2 separate regions of the Mus musculus genome follow, and region 1 is linked to region 2. A link is a contact called in ENCODE Hi-C or POLR2A ChIA-PET data. All regions are on one chromosome and are shown on one strand. Each heading gives the region's core, a stretch centred on a gene start or an enhancer-like site at or near the end of the contact. The rest is flanking DNA. Distances are from core to core; before and after follow the strand shown.

What was found. A loop is a pair of places that touch in the nucleus more often than their neighbours do. ChIA-PET counts read pairs that join two places held with the same protein, here RNA polymerase II (POLR2A).
Region 1: a map of gastrocnemius shows a loop between it and region 2 (2.4-fold over the local background). The contact joins the promoter of Tbc1d31 here to the enhancer-like site in region 2. A Hi-C loop is called at or near these places in 4 of 37 maps with a recorded cell type or tissue (gastrocnemius, heart and left cerebral cortex). POLR2A ChIA-PET finds 5 or more read pairs at or near these places in 3 of 5 experiments (Patski and embryonic stem cell).

What each region holds. Positions count from the first base shown.
Region 1 is chr15:57,909,002-57,916,212 of GRCm38, forward strand. Tbc1d31 (TBC1 domain family, member 31) reads left to right here and starts at 3,198. Exons shown (of 21, transcript NM_001081396.2): 1 at 3,198-3,390; 2 at 6,969-7,115. The coding sequence starts at 3,314.
Region 2 is chr15:57,976,402-57,983,261 of GRCm38, forward strand. It overlaps LOC115488500 (a long non-coding RNA gene), which reads right to left and starts at 945. Exons shown (of 3, transcript XR_003951568.1): 1 at 822-945; 2 at 1-315. Within about 2 kb of position 4,571, at least 1 of the 3 ENCODE cell types and tissues checked has a DNase peak (open chromatin) inside an H3K27ac peak, as active enhancers do; it is gastrocnemius, where a contact is called at or near this core.

The DNA.
Region 1 (7,211 bases), core at 1,948-4,447, 69 kb before region 2:
AACCATGGTAATGTTCATGAATGATAAACAGATCATACGGATATAATAGAACACCACTTAGCAATGAAAATGATGACTAACTGGTGTCCCAACAAAACAACTGAATCTCTTCATAACAATTTCAAGCTCATGGTATATAAAAGAATCCAAATGGGGCTGGTGAGATGGCTCAGTGGATAAGAGCACCGGACTGCTCTTCCGAAGGTCCAAAGTTCAGATCCCAGCAACCACATGGTGGCTCACAACCATCCATAATGAGATCTGACTCCCTCTTCTGGAGGGTCTGAAGACAGCTACAGTGTACTTACATGTAATAAATAAATAAATAAATAAATCTTAAAAAAAAAAAAAAAGAATCCAAATGAAGGAGAAAAAGGAGGGGGTGAATAAGATTCCAGTTATATAAATGTCTAGAAAATAATTAATGTGAGGGACAGACAACATCCAGCCGTGGCAATACACCAAGTCGGATGGGGATAGAAAAAGATCACAAAGAAGAGACAGGAGGGAGCCGGGCGTGGTGGCGCCTCTAAGGGCTCTGAGTACCATGGGAATCATCATTAATGTTACTGTTAATCTTTGATGCTTTGTATACATTAATTTTATTGGTGTATAAGACACATGAAGAAAGCTGTTGCCGGGCAGTGGTGGCCCATTCCTTTAATCCCAGCACGTGGGAGGCAGAGGCAGGTAGATTTCCGAGTTCAAGGCCAGCCTGGTCTATAGAGTGAGTTCCAGGACAGCCAGGACTATACAGAGAAACTGAGTCTCAAAAAAAAAAAGAGAGAGAGACAGGAGGGAGTCTTACGGTGACAGATATGTTCATCCTCTTGATTTGGTAGTAGGTTCACAATGAGTACTTATGTCAAACTTACACAATTATATACTTTAAATATGCAAATTAAGAATATATATAGAGTGTGTATGTGTCTGTTATTGACTAATGATCCATAGGATTTTTTTTTTCTGAGCCAAAGTAAAATTTTGTGGCTCAGGCTGGGCTCCAATTTGAAATCACCCAGTCTTAGCCTCCCAAGTGCTAGTATTATAGGAATGTGTCATGCTGCTGACCAAACATTTCTTTTGTGGTTGCTTTTTTTGTTGTTGAAAATCATGGGGCTCAAGAACAGAAGGATCATGCCTCTCTTTTGGCTTTCCTCTTACTTCAATTTCCTAGGAAATAGGGATAATAGTAGCACCTATCTGTGGCAAATCAAATTCTTTCCCCTCTCCCCTCATATATGTCTACATACTACTCGAAGTATGCGTGAAGCCTAGCAAACATATACATAGACAGACAGACAGACAGACACGCACACACACGTGCGCACATGCACCAATCTTTGAAGATGTAAGTTAAGGAGTTTCCGGCTGGTGAGATGGCTCAGCAGCTAAGAGCACTAACTACTCTTCCAAAAGTCCCGAGTTCAAATCCCAACAACCACAAGGTGGCTCATAACCATCCGTAATGAGATCTGATGCCCTCTTCTGGTGTGTCTAAAAGACAGCTACAGTGTACTTACATATAATAATAAATAAATCTTTTTTTTTAAGTTGAGTTTCATCTAAGAATATCATTCTGGACTATTCTTGTGAACCCTAAATCCAACTGTAACTGTCCATAGTAAATGGCAAGTCAAGCTCTGAGACTTAGAGAGAACCTTGTGAGATACCGACTCAAATAGCCTTGCATGAGTGCCCCAAAGGGAACAGGAGACAGAAGCAGGTGTGGGTCAGAAGTGCGGCTGATCTATGTTAATGAGGGAGCAGTTGTAAGAAGCTTACTGAAGCTGACAAAGGGCAGAGGCTATGTTACAAGTGTCATTACAAATAAATAAATAAATAAACCAAGTACCATTACATGCCTCATTAACAACAAGAAGGAAAGACATACATACACATCGGATAAGTCTTTGGCAGAGCCTGACTATGTCTGGATACACACCTTAAGTCTCAGGAGTCATACACACATCAGATGACTACAGCTCAAAACCGATCAGGAGAGAAAGGTCCTTTCCTAGCAGTGTGGTGAACTCAAGTCGTGTTCCCTTAAAAATATTTACACTCTCTTTTGAAAACCTCATTTAATTTTTACTTTAAGATTTTTCATTTATTTTCATATATGAGAAAAGTAAAGAGATATTTGCAACAAACAAAAGGTGGCTATCCCAGACAAAGAAGAAAATCTTTGTTGCCAGACTCTGTTGACACGGAATGTTGAGAGAATACATTTCTGGTCTTTTCATTTGGTTTTTGGTTTTTCGAAACAGGGTTTCTTTGTGTAACTCTGGCAATCCTGGAACTAGTTCTGTAGACCAGGCTAGCCTGACCTCATAAGATCTGCCTGCTTCTGCCTCCCAAGTACTGGGATTGAAGACGTGTGCCACTACTACCTGGCATTATTTCTGTTTTATACGCCAAACGTGGACCGATTTCATTAGAAATCGACTTGCAACTTCATACATCACTGAAGTGGAGTTAAAAGTATTATCTAAATTGCTTCTCTGTGAATTAAGTGCGTTGGCCTGTTAAGCACGCGGGACAGCCACACGTAGTAAGCACTAAAGAAACACTGAGTGAATTTTGCTAAGTGAAAAAGATTTCCGATGCCAGTGCAGCTGGTTCTTGACGTTTTTTTACTTTTCTAGATTATGAGGAGTGGGTTGCAAACCATAATGTGGGAGCATCTTGTAAATTTACGCAATTAAAGCGTGATGAGTATGGCAAAAAATAAACAAAAACAAACCAAACAAAGCGGAATTCATTTAGGTCTGTGGAGTTCTGCCGTGCCTGTAAGTTCTAGGAAAGGAACTCCTCCATTTCTCAACGAACTTGTCTTTTGCATCTTTGTTATTTCTATAAATCTCTTATTCTAAACGCAATAGAGAACGAAATGCAGGAGGCAGCAAGCTCTCAGGAGAAAAACACTTTTGGTGTCTGTTTGAGCCTATAGGTGTCAGAGAATTGAAGTCCCAGACTTGGTTTTCAGAAAACTACAACTCCCTGAAGCCTTTGGGTCGCAGAATTAGAAGCCTCAGAAAAGGGGTGGAGTCTAGAGAGAAGCCGTTGGTTGTTTCCATTGTCCAGAGTGGAGGGACCACAAGAGCGGAGGTGGGCGGATCCCCGTCCTGATTGGTTGTAACTAGAAGGGGCGTCCCCCGCGTGATTGGCACAGTCCTTGGGGGCGGAGACCCCGCGGCGGCCGCTCGAATTTCCCGGGTTGGGCGCGCGGGGACTGCTGGGTAGCTCTCGGGACGGTTACCCTCACCGGGTCAGCCGCGGATCGGAGTCGGGGTAGGGGTCGGGGTTCGACATGCAGAGCACTGACCTGGGCAACAAGGAGAGCGGCAAGATATGGCACCGCAAGCCATCGCCAGCCACTCACGACGGGTGAGGCCGCGGGCTGTGGAGACCGACGAGGGGGCGGGTCTGCGGGAGACTGAAGTGGGAAGCGTGGAGGAGGAATGCTGGCCCGGGGATTCTGACTCTGGCCGTGCGCTGCATCCCTGGGTTGGGACCTCAGGAGGAGCAAGTAGCTCCGGAAACCGTAGATTGCAGTTGTCCCAGAATCTGGTCCCTGGTCACGGTGAGAGGCAGGCAGGAGAAGGCTCTACGACTTGTGCAAAAGAATTTGCAGTTCAGCTGAGTGCCAGGACTCCACCTGCTTTGATTTATTAATGTCTATTCCAGTTGGGGGGAAAAAAAACTCCAGGAGGTGATGGGAGCAAAGAAAGCAATGCACATCTACCTTTCCAAAAGCCGATGCTCTCCATCCTTAAGTCATTCATTACATTGCACACCTGTAATGTTGAGAGCCTAGTGTGGGCCAAGCACGCTTTTCACTATGGAACAACGCTGGAACAAACTTAAGTTCTGCAGTGAGTGTTGCAGGGCCTGTCATTGGTGCGGGGACTTTTACCCGCCTGTGCTTCCTTTTATTCTGTTTGGAGTAGCGGGTTTAACACGCAGCCTCTTGTGTGACGTCAGTGGGAGTCTTTGCCCCCTCCCCCATTTGTTTTGGTTCCCATGGTGCCTGCCTAAGCGATCTTGGTGTTTCTGATTACCTACGTTTGCGTGGACTGCATAGTATCACTTGGGTTCATACCTCGAGGTTTGTTTCTCAAGAGACTTTTCTATTTATCTTTTAGTTGCTTCCCTAGAAATCAGACTAAGTGTTTTTGTAAGCTGAAAGCAGTTATAAGTGGATCAGCCACTTATTTGACTAGCCAGCCAGCCACTGTGGTTTCTGGTGGCTGTCCACCCTTTATCAGTGCTATTCACCCGTTGACCTATTGAATAAACAATCTTGTCAATAGTGGAGATTCTTCGGCGTTTTCCTTTCAGCTCGGAAAGCAGTTTTGAGCCAGGACAGCTAAGTTGAACCAGCCAGCAGAGCTCAGAAAGAACTAAAAAGGGTGAGCTTACTCAGCAGTAAGTCTCAGAGGTTGAGAACATTCTAGGTTTAGATTAGGTTGTCCGGAGGCTAGAAGCTTTGGGGACTAGGCCTAGGTTAAGAAACAAAAGGCAGTAAGCCTCCAGGATGACAGTTATATCAGGAGAATAAAAAACGTGTGTGTGTGTGTGTTGATGTGTGTATGTATGTATATATGTGTGTGTGTATGCATGTGTGTGTTGATGTGTGTATGTATGTGTGTGTGTGTGTGTGCATGTGCATGTGTATGTGTGTGTGCATGTGTATGTGTATGTATGTATGTATGTATGTATGTGTTGATGTGTGTATATGCAGGTATGCTTGTAAAGCCCAGAGATTAGCATCGGCATCTTCCTTAAGTGCTCTTCACCTTAGTTTTTGAGACATAGACTCTGACTGAACTTAGTGCTCATCTCTTTAGCTCCAGGGAACTGTCTATGTTTCCAACGCCCCGTCACTGGGGTTCCAGATGTGGGCCACGATGCAAAGATTAATTTTTGTCTTTCAACACCATGAAACTCCATAAAGATGAACAGCGTAAGATTTTTTTTCTATATCCCTGATCAATCTGTTTAAAAAGCTCTATGTTTAGACAAACAGGAAGAAAAATAATTTTTTCCACTGCTGAAGATTCAACCTAGGGCTTTGTATATCTTAGGCAAGTGCTTTACCAGTGAGCCCAAGAGGAAAATGTTTAACCCACTTATCAATGTAGCATGTAGCATCTTTCTGTAAGTTTTGAAAATGAGATCTTAATTTGGAATATCAGAACTCAACATATAAGGAACTAGGGAAATGGCTCAGAGCTTAAATGCATTGGCTGGTCTTACAGAAGATCCAAGCTTCATTTCCAGTATCCACTTGGTACCTCCCAACCTCCTATAATTCAAGTCTCAGGGGGAATCTAAGACCCTTTCCTAGCATCTGCAGGCACCAGGCCTGGCACAGTGCACAGACTGCTCAGTCAAAAGATAAATCATTTTTAAAAGATTCATACGCAAAAGATAAAATTTTCATGATTAAATACTATTCTTGAAATAAAGGAAGGAGGCTAGCCAGAGGGCTCAGAAGGTAAGGGAGCTTGCAGCCAAGCCTGATCTCTTGAGCTTAGTCCTTAGGTACCTTATGGTAGGAGAGCGCCAACTCCCGTAGGTTGTCCTATGACCTCCACATGTCATGCATGTGTGAGCGTGAATGCACACACATAAAGTCATTTTAAACAGGGTGGGATTGTGCTGGTCTTCAAGATCAGAATGACGATGCATGATTTCGTTTCCCCATCTTTTGTTTTTGAGATAGGATCTCACTGTGCAGCCGAAGCTGGATTTAAACTCAGTTTTCCTGCTTCCACTTCCTGAGTCCTGGGATTATAGGTGCGCATCACTGCACAATTCTGTAGAATCAAGAAACCGTTTGGGGCTGCAAGTGTTTTTTCTCACATTTGCCATGTGCACGGCATGGTATATTTGTGGAAGTCAGAGAACAAGGACAACTTGTGGGTATCATGTCTCTCCTCCCATCACTGGGGCCTACGGGATTAAACTCCGGTCACCAGGCTTGGAGCAAGCATCTTTGCCTGCTGAGCCATCCCACTGGCCCAGTAAGTTTTCTAAATAGTTTTTCAGCAGATGTATGGCACAGGAATTCTCCAAAAATAGTAAACTTAGACAAGTATCACTGTGCATTCTGTACAAAGTTTGCCCGTGAAAGTAGTGCATGATGACGAACAAATATATATCAAGTCTAGAAAAGCAGAGTGGGCAGAAACTACCCCGTGTTGCTCTTCTCCACGCACAGCAAGCAGCATTTATATTTATCCATCTTTCCCCATGTATACACCATTTCTTTTGCATATTTATGTTAATTATATGTTTGTTTGTGTATGAGTAATTTAAAGCTCAAGGTTAAAATGGTTGAATTTTCCACATAGCTTTAGTGCATACTCTATGTATCTATAGGATAATATTGAGGAATTAACTCCACTTCTTACCATTGGAGTAGAAGTCTGATTCATGGGTTTTCGAAGAATGATGTAAAGCACTTCACTGGCATGGAGTGAGCGCTGTGAATTATAGGTCAGGTTCAGGGACACAGCGATGAACATGTAGTCCTTAGAACACGCACTTGCCAGGGCACTGTGGAGGTCTCAGAGGTGGAGCTATAACTCACGCTTTGTGGAGCGTTTTATGTCACAGAAAGACTCTCCTATCCCGTTGCCTATTCGTTGTAATGCTGTTTGTATGTGCCTTTTTACTGTCGTCTTTGCCACTAAACTATAAGTGACAAAATAACCTTGTCTCCATTATTCCTAGTGTCTGGCTTCATCAGTTCTGACATGAAGTAAGTTTTCTAGTATCTAGTGAATAAATGAATGTTAGCTTTCTGAACTGTTTAGAAATCCTTCTAAGACTGATTCTAGGGACAAGAGGAACATCGGTAGGAAGGATAAGCAGGCAGGAAGCCTTCAGTAGAACCCAATACATAAAAGCCGGTATGTGGTGTGGAGTGTAACGTTTAGATGGTTGTGTTTTGACAGAATTATAGTGAACATTGTTCACAGCACTTCTGAATACCATCCCAAAGTCTTGCGGTTTTTGAATGTGGCTTTTGATGGCTCAGGCGATTCCTTCATTGCTGGGGACCATCAGGGAAACATCTATGTTTTTGACTTGCATGGAAACAGGTAAGCAGACGCTTTCAACATGTGCCTTATTACTTAGGGAGTTATCGTCGACTATTCCAGTTACTTACTGATGACGTACGAAGCCCGGCTGAGTTC
Region 2 (6,860 bases), core at 3,321-5,820:
CTAACCCGGCATAACTGAGCCAAAGGAGCCTCCGGTAGTAGAAGGATCCTCCGGTAATAATTTACGAGCATTCACACTTTCTGCCACGACTTCTCCTCGTCGCAAGGCTTCCTCCGGACGTCCCCAGGAGCTCAAGGAGGCACAGGTCCGGAAGGCTACACGCAGCTGGGACTCTCCAGTTGAGCTGCATTGCTCAAGAAGCAAACACGCCGCTCAGTAAAGCTTCTGGCTCTTTTAAATGCGGATCTGTGGCCGTTTGGATGAGAACGGCCCCCGTAGGCTCATATAATTGAATCCTTGGTCCCCATTAGTGTACTGTTTAGGAAAAATTGGAAGGTGTGGACTTGTTAGAGGAGGGGTCCACACCAGGCCCAGTCTCTCAATCTCTGCCCCTATATTATAGATAAGATGTGAGCTCCCAGCTACCGCTCTTACTAAAGGCTGCCTGCTACCATGTTCCCAGGCAGGGTGGTCATAAACTAATCTGAAACTGGAAGCAGGCCCCCAGTTAAATGCTTTCCTTGATTCGCTGCCTTGCTTAAGGTGTCTTCTCACAGCAAGAGAACTGTAACTAAAACAGGGTCCCACTCACTATCAAAGACAGAAGGGAACCTTTGGGTGTGTGAACACATGCCCAGCTTCCTGGTTCCTGCAGCAAGTGCACTCCTCAGGGAGGCCCCAGAATGAACCTCTGGCTTTGTGTGCACAGAGTCCAAAATACAAGGTGGATGGTGCCCCGCATCCCACGGGACTACAGGCTTGGCTGGAAGTGAGTGTGTCATTTCTCAGACCCATAGCTGACCAAGTGTTCCAAGCTGTACCTTCTGGAACTGCAGGAACAGGCCTTTCCCACTGCCACCTGTGCACAGGCCGCCTCCACCTGACTGGCCTCTCTATGCTCAGGTGACTTTGCTACCTGGATTTCTTCCTTCAACTGTCAGGTCAAAGGTCACATCCTCTGAAACTTGCTAATTCTTTCCCCACTTAACTCCTTTCTGACTCCTTCTCCCAATGAAACAGCTTCTTTCTTGGCCACCGCCTCCAACATGTGGCTCTTTTATTCTCTGTCCTAAGCAACCTGAAGCAATCAGCACAAGGGATGCCCCGCAGTATAGATGAGTTTACAGGTTTCTACTACTGTGTGTTCTACACACAACACACAGAACTGGATTCTTGTCTGGTCCATACTGCATGTTTAAACGTATTGAGCCGTCATTTGATGTGTAAGAACTCCATCCTGCAGAGAAGCTCCTTAAGCTCAGGAAGTAAGCAATTCAGTGGCCCCAGGAAATTCCTGAAACTGACAAGACTCGCCTCATCCCTCCCTCTCCCCAGCATATAGAAGCAGGAAGGAAGTGATGCAGAGAAAGACACTCTCAGACCAGTTGAGCTGCCTGGAAGGGACACTCTCCAACCTGTTGATCTGGCTGCAGGCCAGTGTGCTCCAGGTTCCCAGCTAGTGACATAGTTCCTTTAACAAAGCCACACCTATTCTAACAAGGCCACACCCACTCCAACAAGACCACACCTCCCTATGGGCCAAGCATTCAAACACATGAGTCTTTGGGGGACATTTCTATTCAAGCCACCACACTAGCCGCTTGGGTTTTAGTTAACTCCGGGTGTAGTTAACAATCAAGAATAGCCATCACACCTAGTAATGCGTGTGCCTCTTCCTTGATCTTTATAACTGCCTGGAGTGTCTATGAGAAAGGAGGACCGAGTGCACACGGAGGGAACACCTAGAAGGGTGCAGGGGGAAGACAGCCATCTATCCACAGCCAATAAGGGGACCCAGGGAGGACCAAGTCCTGCAGACACTTTAATCCAACATCCAAGTCAGTGAGAGACCTTTTATTATTCATGCTACCACGAAGGTGGCTCTAGGTGTCACAGAAAAGTCTTCAAATTCCAGAAGATCTAAGTTTTGTTAGTAACAAACACAGCAGAGTTGTATTGATGTGTTGGATAGCGGAAGACTGAAGAACTTGTGGGCAGATTAAAAGAAGAATAGGTTCATTCCTGTCCTCTCACCCCAGGGACAAGTTTCCATTTACCCAAAGGTCAAGACCAGAAGGTCAGCTGGTAGGAATGACTGAGACTTTTAACACCTCGCTCTCTCTGTACTTCTGTCTCACCCTCAGCTCATTGTCTCCATCGGTTCGACAGGGACTGTACCTAGCTTAAGAGCCACCTCTGTCTGGCCTGGCCTCTGCCTGCTCTTTCCTCATACAGTCCCCAGTAGTGACTGCTCAGCTGGAACAGAGGTCAGAAGAGTTGGCTCCAAATGCCTGCATACTAGGACTCCTGCCTCCTTCCCGTGACCTCTGCTTCAACTAAGAAGAAACAGAGGAGAGTTGAGAACTGAGAGAGGAGGAGGCCCTCAGGGTCGGACACTATGCTGTCATCCTCTGGGATACGGAAAGCACCCCCTCTTCCCACACGCTGACCTCTTACAGTTGGGGTTGGCAACCTGCCTGGCTGGCCTTGGTTAGGCTCGCAGGAGTCTCATCTTTTATTCTGACTATAACAAGACAGATGGAAGGGAGAAGCCATCCCGGCAAAGAGAGGGAGCAGAGGCAAAGAGACGAGGGGTGTGAAGGCAGGCTGTTCAGATGCGCCCTGAGGGGAACAGCTCTTTGTCCAGGGCATCAGAAGGCTTCAGTCCCCCCAGCCTGGGTTCAGCTTGATGAACGGACAGCTAGGCAGGAGGCAGCCTGTTGTTACTGGCAGCATCCAAGAATGAAGCAGCCTTACCCCTGCTGTTGGCCAGATGTTCCCCAAAGCGCTCGATAGGCTCCCTGAGACTAGAGTGGCCATTACTAATGTTACAGTGACTTTGACCGTATCCCCCCAAAACCTCATGGCTCTACCACAAAGAGGAGCCACATCCTCGGGTACCTTCAGGGCCTGGCTCACCCTCCCACTAGGAGCCACATCCTCGGGTACCTCCAGGGCCCATCTCACCCTCCCCCCACACAGGCAGACACCCCCCTCATCCCCTCTCATCATTCCTGAGGCATCTGCCCTTGAGCTGGGTGGAGCTCCTCTGTGCTGTGTTCTCACGGACCCTGCCCTCTTCCTGACTGTAACATTCACCACGGTTCAGGGGCATGTTTGCTTGATTGCTTCATTTCAAGGCCCCATGCTTGTTTTCATGCTTTTTTTTCCCTTTGCTTTCTTACATTCCTTTATATTTATTTATTTATTTCCTCCAATAATTTATTTATTTTTATTCACTTTACATTCCGATCACAGCCCCCCTGCCTCTTGTCCCAGTCCCACCCTTACAAGTCCCTTCGCCCCATTGCCCCTTGTCCCCTCTCCTCCTCAAAGAAGGGGGAGAGGGGGGCCTTGGGACCACTCTGAGACATCTAGTCCCAGCAGGACTGGGTGCATTCTTTCCCACTGAAGCCCAACCAGTCCAGGTAGGGGGAAGGGGATCCAATGTCAAGGAACAGAGACCGAGACCCTGGCTCCACATGTTAGGGGACCCGCATGAAAGCAGAGCTGAACGTTTACTACAACGTGTAGGGAGTCCAGGTCCAGTGCCTGCATATTTCCTGGTTGGTGGCCCGGTCTCTGTGAGCCCCCATAGGCCTAGGTTAGTTCTTTATATTTATTCAGTGTGTGTGTGTGTGTGTGTGTGTGTGTGTGTGTCTTAAAGCCATACTTCTTCTATCTTGGGAATCCAGGGGACTGAACTCAGGTCATTAGGCTTGGTGGCAATCACCTTTTACCAGCTGGCTGATCCATCTCACTGCCTGGCTTAATGGTTTCTTCCTTTTCCTTCCTTCTTTCCTTCCTCCCTCCCTTCCTTCCTTCCCCCCTTTCCTTTGTTTGTTTGTGAGACAGGGATCCTCTGTGTTGATGGTTTCTTACCTGCTGTCTTTCCTGGCAGCAGAGCAGGCTGTACCTCTGTGGAAACTGGGAACATTTGAAGATTGATGGCAAGAGACATTTGAGACATCCCCCTGCTGCAGAGAAACAGATCTACCTTTGCAGGCAGGGCTGGTTCCCTTCTGTGCCTCTGTTTTCATGGGATGGAAGAGTTACAACGTTGCACAATGTGCACAATGGGACTGTTGTTGTTGTTGTTGTTGTTGTTGTCCAAATGAACCTTTCCACTAAATTATCCAGAAGCAGAGTCATAGGTACTATGACTCTCCATGTTCTGGATGGGCAGGACAGCCAGAGAAGAAAGGGTTAACACTCTCCTGAAAGGAGCCACCCACTCCTCTCCTACTGCCTGATGAGACAGGTGGTGGGTGCAGCAGCCCTGAGGCCCAACTCTGGGCCTGCTCCTTCCAAGATCAGACCCAGAACAGGATAAGTTTTGTTCCAGTACCAGCCCTATAACAACAGCTGTGAGGGGCAGTGTCTCCTGTCAGCACACACACAAAGCCATGAGGCCCCGGTTCACAAAGCTAATGGGTGTGTGGCTTTGGCGTGCCAGCTCACAGGGCTTTCAGTTCCTATCAGTGACATCGGCTCCCAGACCTTCCTTCAACCACCGTGTTGTGCTTGGATTGCACAATTATGCTTGACAGAGTTGCTTCATCTGTCTTAGCGGCTTCCATCAATAGCCAGAGAGAAAATCTGGTTATAAAGTGACTCTTCTTAGAAGGTCTGGGTCCCGGTGGGGAGTGCGTTCTTGGTCAGCTTCCCAGAACCACAGAAGTCAGTTGGCATTCCCTCATTTATAGCAGCAGCGGTGCGACCCCGAGCCTGAGCCTGTGAGAGAGTCCTGTGTGCATCTAGACCTTTGTCTCTGCTCAGAATATGAATACAAACACACCCCAGAACACAGGAAAACATCCAAGAACAAATTTAAAAAGCAGACCAAACAGCCTACTAGAAGCCAAGAGAAAGACCACAGAAAGTCAGTAACTCCAATAGTATTTTCTTTCCTTCTCTTCTGAACAAGGGACTCCATGTTTGTGTTTTGCCACTGGGTCTGCAAACTGTATAAGTGTGGTCATCAGCAACGCATGATGTCATTTCTTAAAATTTATACACCACAAGTGGGGAGATGGCTCACCGGATAAAATGCTTTCCGTGCAAGCATGAGAACCGGAGTTGAGACCCCAGAACTCAGGTGAAGTAGCAAGTGTGGTGCTTATGCATCTGTAGCCCCTGCCCTGGGAGAGCAGAGACAAGCAGATTCCAGGAGGCTCAATAGCCAAGCAGTATAGCCGAATCAGAGAGCTCCAAGCTAAAGGAGACCTGAAGAAAAGATGGAGACGAAATGGAAGAAAACATCCTGACACTAACCTCTGGCTTCCACACACTCAGCAGGTGGGCACACACTTGCATCAGCAGTGTGGAGCAACCAAAGTCTCCTTCATTGCTGATGGGCATAAAGTCAGTCTTTGCAAGACAGCGCAGCAGTTTCTTACAAAGTCATAAAAAACATCTACCGTGGAACTTAGAAATAGTGTCCTAGATATTTACCCAATTGATACAAACTTGGTTTAGATGAAATTCTGCATACAATCATTTGTAGTGGCTTTATTCTTAAACCTATCAAGTGAGAACCCAATGTCCTTTCGCTGGGAACTGGATAAACAAACTATGGTACATCTAGACAATGGCTACCGATGCACAGATAGGTGAATCACAATGCATTATGCTAAGCAAAATAAGCCAGAAGCCAGATGCGGAGATCTAACCCTGTGTACTTCTAATTATGTGACACCCAGGGACAAGCAAAATGTTTTAGAGACAGGAAAGTGATAGGTGGCTTATCAGGGCTGATGGAGGGGAAGCTGTCTGTGACTTTGGAAGGACTTAGTGGTGATGACAACGTTGTTTGGTTATGGTCTCAACTCAGCAGCAGCGCAGTCACCGGGATGAACTTTAGTGGGTGTCAGTGATATCTTAGTTTTTAGAAAGCGCCTTGGTGTTTGCTAGGCAAAAATGAGTAGCTTGTGTAGTCTTTATGCATGACAGAAATCTCAAGCAAGGGACCTCGAGTCAAAGGTGAGAGACAAAAGAGTCACAGTCCTCGCAGTGGGGGATGCTGGGAAGGGCTCTGGAATTTTGTAAGATGCTCAAGATAGGACCAGTGGAGACCAAGCTGGAGGGAGAGGCTCCTCTAAAAAGCAGCTGAAGAAGATTTTGTGGGTGAATGGGACTTGGGGCACCTGGCAGAACCCTCAGACACTTCTCTTTCCTACCCACTGCCTTGGTCTCCAGCAGGCACACGTTGGAGAACCTCACCCTGCCCTGCCTTGGCTGTTCTGATTTTATGCCTAAAAGAATTGATTGATGTTGACAGGGAGTGATTTGCCTGTCTAATTAATACGCCAACTAATTTTTAATTTAATTTCACATCTTAGGTCACTGGGTAACAAGACTGTATGATTCTCTCAGTGCTACGGGCCTTGATGTGAAGTGACAGGGGAGGTGCTCTTCCCCCAGGGCCCAGCCACAGCCTCTAGATTTTTCCCATCCTGTACACAAGCGAGCCCTGGTCCCCATGAGAGTGTCTTCTGTCCATACCACCCAGCTTCTCAGTCTGGGGCTCTTAACCAGTTACTGCTCCAACAGACACTGACTTTGTGCTGACTTTGTGCTAATCCCTAACTGGGATGGAAACTTGGGGTACCAAGAAGCTAAGACATGCCTTCCCTGCCCCTACTGCCTCTACAAATTTATCGGGCTCCCAGAGAGGATTCTCACTTGAACTAGTAATTACAAAACCAGGTGTGGTTAAGATTGTGCCTATAATCTCAGCATGCTGGAGGCTGACACAGGAAGGTCACTGAGGGTTCAATCCAGCGTGAACTACATGAATTACATGGTGAGTTCCAGGCCAGCCTGGACAAAAGAGCAAGACCCCCCCCTTCTCGCTCTCT